Linked DNA regions of Mus musculus: region 2 is linked to region 1. Evidence: chromatin loops called from intact Hi-C (ENCODE). Cell type or tissue: gastrocnemius. All regions are shown on one strand. Region 1 overlaps Slc23a2 (solute carrier family 23 (nucleobase transporters), member 2). Region 2 overlaps Rassf2 (Ras association (RalGDS/AF-6) domain family member 2).

Region 1 (4,000 bases):
TGTAAGTGATTGGGGAACTGACCGTAAGGAAGGTACAGAGAAAGGAGCACAAGGCACCCCTCCCTGTCGTTGCCCCTCCAACACAAGTCAGCATGACTTGTACCCAGTGTGGGCAGGGGCTCTGTAAGGCTTTTCACAGTTCTCTCAAATAAAACTGCTACATGTGAGGAGACTGCTCATTTAAAAGTTTCAAAACAAAAAATTTTTTTCAGTAGTTACAAAGCAGTTTTTCCTAATGAAACTATCTTAATAGCAAAGAATCAAACTGATGTGTCTTACTTCAAAGCACAGCCGATGCTTCTTTTAGATTCAGTAGTTCTTTGGTTTCATTTGAAATTATTTTAAAGTATTTGTGTCTAATGGGCAGTGTGGAGCTAGCCTTCTTAGAGTTGCTGGGCATATGGGGAGTTGTCCTCAGCCCATCAGGGAAGGGACCTGAGATCCTGCAACTGCCACTGGTTAGCACCCCGCCCCTCCCAAGGGGGCATAATTCTTGTACGTTTCAAACATTAAGAGCTGGTTGCAGTGTTTCCCCAGGAATGACGGTTTCTCTTTCTCCCCCCCCTTTTTTTTTATACTTTTAGGGGTATTTTCGTGGAGGGTCTTTCCTGTGTTCTTGATGGCATATTTGGTACCGGGAATGGCTCTACCTCCTCCAGTCCCAATATTGGAGTTTTGGGAATTACAAAGGTATAAATGTTTTCCTAATTAAATGGCTGAGCATCTGTCTATTTCAATGACAGGTCTGACCTGACCCTTCCCTTGTGATTATCTTCCTTCCCCATCTCCTTTTCCCCTTGGATGAGTTTGGAGTGTCAGCTAGGAGACCTCTCCTCTCTGGGCCATCGGAGTAGCAGGCATCTGGGTATAGCTGTGGTGTCCTGCAGTCTCAGACATTGATTAAACTTGTGCCTGCGTCAGGCCTCTGTTTTAGGCGCTTGGGTGGGTGGTGCATGATGAAAAAGAAAGTTGGAGTTTACATCTGAATGAGGGAAGACCCCAGAATTCAACAGAGCATGTTGGATGAGAGATGCCTGTTACTACAGAAAACCATCTGTCACATTAAATAACGTCTCTGACTTCTGGGACAGAATCCCTTTTCAACGAAATCTGTGGAGTCACAGTGAAGCAGATCCTGGGCCTGACTCCTAAACTCATCTGACCCTACAAGCCCTCTACCAGACCCTAGTTACTGACATTAAACCTACAGCTGCCCCGCCCCCAAGCCTTACTTCTATACCTGTCAGCTTTATTATGCACAATTAAACTTCATGTCCAGCCAAATAGTGCTGCTTGCCAGGATGTTGTGGAGTACTGGTTGGCCCAGCAGCCATTGGATGTTGTGTAACTAAAGACTGTTAAGATTGGCTCCCCTTTCTTTATGGGTTGCATGAGTCATAAGTCTCCTTACCGGGGCAGCCAATCCGGAAGCCTTCCAGACCTGTTTGACCTCTAGCTCCCTGCAGGATTCTATAACCAGATAAAAAGAAACCCAGTACTGTTTGGTTCATCTTGATTACAAATCCGGGTGAGAGGGAGCAGCATCCAGATGCAGGAAGCACACCTGACTTGTTTGTTGATCTTCCCATAAGAGGCAGGGCTGACGTAAGCTCAACTTCACGTGTACCGATGGCACCATCTGCTGCCCATTGCTCCCAGCACATGGCTCGGAGGGAGGGAGACTTTATAGGTACTTCCTTCAGTGCCATTGCTGGAGTCCCAAGTGCTGCCTACGAAAGGCAGCAGATGTGGAGCCTGGGGAGCTGAAGGTACGGTCGAATGGGCACCGTGTGGATTAACCAGCCACCCCTGAGCCTCTCTTCTCCCATAAGCCTATGGGCAGATAAGTAGTTATAAATAGGCAGGTTGTAAAATTGCTGAGAGGGCCTTTTGTTTAACAAGCACCATCCTTCTGTATCCTTATAGAGGCCACAGAACAGCTAAGGTCACTGAAAGGAAACAAATACCCTTGACAACATGACCGTGGTGGCTCAGGGGGTGACTGATCCTTGAATGGTACAGCCTTACTGAAGTGGCACCCAACAGCACTGACTTTGTCATGCAGTGCAATTCCCAGGAGGCCAGAAGGCAGCCCCAGCGCCCCTGGGTGCAGAGCCCTAGGCAGCTGTGAGTCATCAAGCATGGGTGCTGGAAGAACAGGATGAGCTCTTAACCACTGAGCTAGCTCTTCAGCCCCATCATTTATATTGCTCGAATCCCTTATTTCTCCAGGCAGAAGCTGTATCCATTCAAGACACTCACAGTCAAGTCCCTAGTCTACATCTGCCTTAGAGCAGGGAGGTGGGGCTTGGAGCAGAAATATCTATGTGACCCTAGCCCTGTGGCTAGCTAGGAAGGCTCCCTGCTTGGGGTAAGCGGGTATGAGCTCTGCACTATATTAGACCTCTCATCCTGCTAAATGGCATGGGACAAACAACCTTTATGAGTAAGGCACAGCTTCTACGGCCTACAGTTCCAGGTCTAGATCCACACTGTCTAATATGATGGCCAGTAGCTTCATGTAGCGGTGTTCACTTAAATAAGTTAGTGTTACAGTTTCCCTTACCCAGTCACAATGACTGGCTCAGTCATATACTAGTAGACAACAGCACATTCAGAAAACATGTCCACTGTAGCAATCTTCTGGACAGACAGGGCTGAGCCAGTGAACCAGACATGGTTTGAAAGGAGGCTAGTCTGTCCTCCACCGATCTGCCTGCATTTTATGGCAGCTCTGCTGTTCCAGCTTTTATCCAGTTACTTCGTTCCTTGACTCGGAAATAACCTTCTCATCAGAGATGAGCTACCTTCCTAAGTGTGGGCCATGTGCCCCACAGAGAGGACAACAGAACACAAGCAGGATGTTGTTTCATCCTTTTTCTCATCACGGTCACAGCAGGTCACCTCTTTGGTCTCCGTGCCTTGGTCTGTAAAAGTAGCTAGCAAGATGTTAGAATACATCACTTGATACCAGTTTAGCATGGCTTTCTGGCGTGTTCCAAGTACTAGCTGTAGTACAGATACTTTCAAAGGCGCAGTGGGTAAGCAGACCAGCAGCCAGGCTCCAGCGTTTGCATTCTTAGGTCTCCCTTCACTATACCACCTTTTGTGGTCAGACAGCATAAGAGGAGGTGCTTCCACTAATGGAAGAGTGCTATATACGTGACTCAGGAAGGTAGAGTCACAAGTACTTCTGGTGAACTGTTTTGGGTGAAAAGTCATATGAAAAAAGTGGGAGAGAAGCAGGAACAGTGTGTATAACTGTTGCATCCATGATCCATGACTCCAGCCCATAAGGTCATTTCTCTCTCTCTCTCTCTCTCTCTCTCTCTCTCTCTCTCTTTCCTTCTTTCTTTCTTTCTTTCTTAAGAGTTATTTATTGATTTTATGTATATGACTACACTGCAGCAGTCTTCAGACACCCCAGAAGAGGGCATCAGATCTCATTGTGGGTGGTTGTGAGCCACCATGTGGTTGCTGGGATTTGAACTCAGGACCTCTGGAAGAGCAGTCAGTGCTCTTAACCACTGAGCCATCTCTCCAGCCCCCAGGAGCTCATTTCAACCAGGGGCCCTGAAAGCCCACACTCGGCAAAAGCACTATATCCAAGGAAAAGATAAAATCTTAAATCTCTAACTCCTGATTCCTGGGGTCACCTGTTCACAGCTGAAACAGTGAACTGAGGTGGAGGAGCACCAAGTGGCAGAGACAGAGGGCATCTTGGGTTGTCTCTATAGTCCATGTTAACAGAAAGTTAAAAGTAACCTAGATCCTGTCCTAGACACTGCTATATTTGCGCTGGGCCCTGGGAGACTGGGTTGAAGAATGGCGGGTAAACCTGTGTCTGCACCTGGTGTGTCCACAGGTCGGCAGCCGCCGGGTGATCCAGTACGGTGCAGCTCTCATGCTGGGCTTGGGCATGGTTGGCAAGTTCAGCGCCCTCTTCGCCTCCCTCCCAGACCCTGTGCTCGGAGCCCTCTTCTGCACACTCTTTGGTAAG
Region 2 (4,000 bases), 57 kb after region 1:
ACCCGTGAAAGCTTGGGTTCAGAAGGGAGAGGAGCCTGGTCCTTAACTGGTGGCTGGGCTGTGAGCAAGAACCAGGACCTGGCATAGCTGTCCTGCTTCTGTCTTTGGCTTACTTTGTGCAGCTATGAACACACAGCCTGACAGACAACTTAAAAGGAGAGAGGATTTGTTTGAGCTCACAGTGTCAGAGGGCTTGGCCTGTGGACACTTGGCTTTTTGTGCCCAGGCAGAAGATGCTGGTGGTGGGAGTTCTTTACCTCATGGTAGGTAGGAAGTAGAGACACACAGGAAGGTACTAGAGACCGGGTGGCCCACTTCTTCCAGCTAGGCCCTCCTTCCTAAGGTTTCCACAAGCAGGGGAGCAAACCTTTAGCATGTAGCCTGCGGGAACATCTTGTAAACAAACTAGAACAATCCTGTCGTCAACTCTCTGAGACCTCACAGTCAAAATAGGATTGGAGGGGCTGCATCTGGGAGGGTTTTATGTTGAACTTCTTGTTAGTCAGCAACCTCTGAGTATAACTTTGGAATTCCTGAAGGATTTATTCGCCTCTTGGGAGGTGTAGTGGTGTGTTAGATTATGAAAAACACTGGGGGAGTTAGTTCTTCTTTAAAAAATAATTAGATGAGGACTGTGGCTTGCAGCTAGCAGACACTTGACACCTTTTAAGGCAACACTTCTGCTCTAGGAACGTGCTCTGTAAGTAAACTTGGGGGAAGCTTTGAATCTCTGTTACCCAAAGTCAGGTCAGATTGCTAAACGCAAGGGGAAACAGCCAGTTCTAGGGTTTTGTCCTTGCTTCTAATTAGGCCAGTCTCTGTTATTTTAAGAGAGGTTCTGACCCTCTCTCTGTTTCTCTCTCCTTCCTTCCATCTTAATTGTTTTCCTCTCTCCTTCCTTTCTTTCCTTCCTTTCCTTCCTCCCTCCCTCCCTCACCTCTCTCCCTCTATCCTTTCCTTTCCTTTCCTTTCCTTTCCTTTCCTTTCCTTTCCTTTCCTTTCCTTTCCTTTCCTTTCCTTTCCTTTCCTTTCCTTTCCTTTCCTTCCTTCCTTCCTTCCTTCCTTCCTTCCTTGTTGATTTTGGTCATGTGCTCATTCTGAAGCTCATCCTGGCCTGGAACTGTTGGCAATCCTCCTGCCTCCACTTCCTGAGTCCTGACACTATAGATAGGAGCTATCACACCTCTTATTGTACTCTGATTTCCTTAAAGTCATTAAGATGAAGGCAATAAAAACGGTTTGATGAATTGCCCACGTGTGTCTCAGTTTTAAAGAAACAGGGTCTTGCTGGGGATCTCCCACATGCTGCTGAGAACCTTGTGCTGTTGACCTTTGAGGTCATCTGTGAGGAGCTGGAACTTCCCAGCAGAGCGTGCCTCAGAGCTAGGATTTGCTCACTGCTCCCTCCCTCCCTCGCATCCTATGGATCCACTCTGGGCTCAGCACCCTCGGTTGTTTCATGGCAGGAGGAAGACGAGTTCATTGTGGAGGGGTTACTGAACATCTCCTGGGGGCTGCGCAGGCCCATTCGGCTGCAGATGCAGGATGACCACGAACGCATCCGTCCTCCTCCATCCTCCTCCTCCTGGCACTCCGGCTGTAACCTGGGCGCACAGGGGTGAGTGAAGGGAGATGAATTTGAGGGTATCTGGGGGCTGCTGGTCCAGTTCCCAGCACCCCAACTGCTATCTGCCACAGGTTTGGGATGGGGACAAAGGGACCTCTCACCTGCCTGACTCCACAGGCACAGAGTGAAGAGGGGTGGTTCTGAGTCAGCAATGGGGAGTACAGGGTAATGGGCAGCAGAGGGCCCTCCCTCCAGGAGCCCTAGCCAAGCCTGAGGCTTCCGACAGGGTGCCAACACACACATCCTCCCAACTTGAATGGTCCTGCTCCAGGGACATCTAGGATTTGAACTCACTGATCAAAGCTCTCTCCCTCTTGGTGGAACCTAGTAGAAGAGAAAGGAATGTTCTGTCTGAGCCAGCCGAGTGAGGTCAGCCAGCGAGCTTCTGTACACCTGGAACAGGTCATGGCAGGAGGCAGGAGTCTAGGAGGTCCTCTATTGAACCTCATTGCAAGGTCAGCGAACAGCAGCATGTCTGCTCTCCCACCTTCTGTGACTGAATGAGAAGCTGGATGCTGGCACGGGGCCGATCTTCTTGTTCTCTCTGGGACTTCAGTCTTGAGATCAAGTGACTAACTAGCCTTGTTCCCCTCGAAACTTGCTGAGGTGGGCGGCATTCGGGCCAGAGCCTGGGTGGAGTGTGCTGGCCACTCAGCCAAAACCACAATGACGTGCTTTCAAGTTTAAAGGGGAACTGAGCCCTCCTTCCCTGCTGGCTGCCTGGAATGTTGTTACATTCCACGGCCAAGTGGATCAGTGTCCTAAGTTGAGAAATATCCACAGAAGAGCCAAATCCTGGAACCAACCTTGGGACTAAGGAGGGAAGTTGTTGCCCTGCCCACTGGGCACGGGGAAGCCTGGTCAGGGCTCTTGGGCTTGCTCTCAGCACATTCACAGTTCCGGTGGGCCAGATCCTGTCCGTGCCCAGCTTTGACCTCTAGATTGTTACATTCTGTTCTCCAAGTGAGATGATTTTAAAGATCCCATTTTCCTGTGATGCCTAGGGGTCCTTCCGTCTGCACTCCAGGTTTTTCTGCGTTCTCCAGTGACAACCTGGTCCCTGAAGCCTGTAAATATTTTAAGGGCTTTCAGAAGCATGTCCCAAATGCCAGCCAAACTTAAATGTTGCCCGCAGGAGTGTGTTTGAGATGCTCAGACCAGTTTCCGCGTTGGACAGTGGCGATGGGGTGCCACCTGGACCCAGTGCCTGCATTTCTCGGAAGGGCACAGACTGAGGCTTAGACAGTTATGAGGGAAAATTCTTCCAGTTTGTCAATTTTACTTTTCTTTCCTTAAAGCCATTATTCTAAGAATGTATGCCTTAGGGAGCCCCTCCCCTCTTCTCATTCTGGTCCTTCCTGAGAAACTCGACTCTCCCTTCAGACTGAATCCCCTGTTGATCTTGGATGTGTTTTTCTGAGCTGACTCCATGGCTCTTTGGGGCTTTCAGAAAATATTCCCAGTTACCACAGCAAACCCAGGTCGCGTAGTTCAGGTGAGCTTTTGTGGTCCCTTCTCCTGATGGCAACCCTGAGAGCATCATCACTCCTGAGCCGAAGAAGCCAGGGCCAGTTTCTGAGATGTTCCTCCAACAGAAAGAAACCCAGCTTGGAATCGTGTCCCTAGAAAATGGGCCCTAGGCCACCACATGTGCTTTGAGACTCAGTGCATGGACTTGGCTCTGGGTTCTTCCTTCTGGATCTAATGAACTGGGTTCTTGCAGAGGAAGGAACAGAACATGTTTCTCCTGAGCTTCCTGCCCCCCTCAGCACTTAGAATGGGATCTGGGCCAGCCTCCTGGATGCTCGGCACATCTTGCCTGCCTCTTGCTTGCCTGTCAAATACTTGAGTTTCCCTACATGGCATGTATAAAAGTTCCCATTGCAGGAAGGGGGCCGTGAAATTGGGACCTGTCCTCTCAAGGTCTAAACAAGCCTGCTGTTTGTTTGCACCCCCTCAGCACCACACTGAAGCCCCTCACCATGCCCACTGTTCAGATCTCAGAAGTGGATATGCCAGTTGAAGGCCTCGAGACACACAGCCCAACAGGTGAGCAATAGAAAGAGCCTCCTGCTAGAGGCCCACGGGGTGACAGCTGTGTTTGAACCTGTGACTTCTTGTCTACATCTGTAAAATCCACACGCATCAATAGCTTTTTAAAAAGTTAAAAGGAAAGACTTTAAATTCTCCCACCTCCTCTCCCTTCAGTTTCCTTCCTTCAAAGCAACCTGCAAAATGTCCTTTGAGATGAAACAAGCAAATCCATGCAAATCCAAATGACGCCAAGGAGAAGGCCTGCTGCCACCACCCGGAGTGGGTGCGGCTCCTTCTGGGCCTCTCCCCAGACAAGTGGCAGCTTTTGCAGTAGCTCTA

The links. Peaks named below come from ENCODE experiments on the same cell type or tissue, not always from the same donor. Only the 100,000 strongest peaks of a DNase experiment are listed, where the experiment ranks them.
Region 2: it touches region 1 in a loop (1.9-fold over the local background); 4 of 42 quality-filtered maps call a loop at or near these places.

The regions. Positions count from the first base shown.
Region 1 is chr2:132,062,054-132,066,053 of GRCm38, reverse strand. It overlaps Slc23a2 (solute carrier family 23 (nucleobase transporters), member 2), which reads left to right. Exons shown (of 16, transcript NM_018824.2): 12 at 585-690; 13 at 3,866-3,995. Among named protein-coding and RNA genes, the nearest start is that of Gm31179, 34 kb to the right of the region's middle. In gastrocnemius, a CTCF peak has its summit at 1,646 (motif pointing left); no DNase peak of the experiment used is centred here; H3K27ac peaks cover 429 bases.
Region 2 is chr2:132,004,984-132,008,983 of GRCm38, reverse strand. Rassf2 (Ras association (RalGDS/AF-6) domain family member 2) reads left to right here. Exons shown (of 11, transcript NM_175445.4): 4 at 1,467-1,618; 5 at 3,588-3,676. Among named protein-coding and RNA genes, the nearest start is that of Rassf2, 23 kb to the left of the region's middle. In gastrocnemius, no CTCF peak of the experiment used is centred here; a DNase peak (open chromatin) is centred at 2,159; H3K4me3 peaks cover 228 bases; H3K27ac peaks cover 3,742 bases.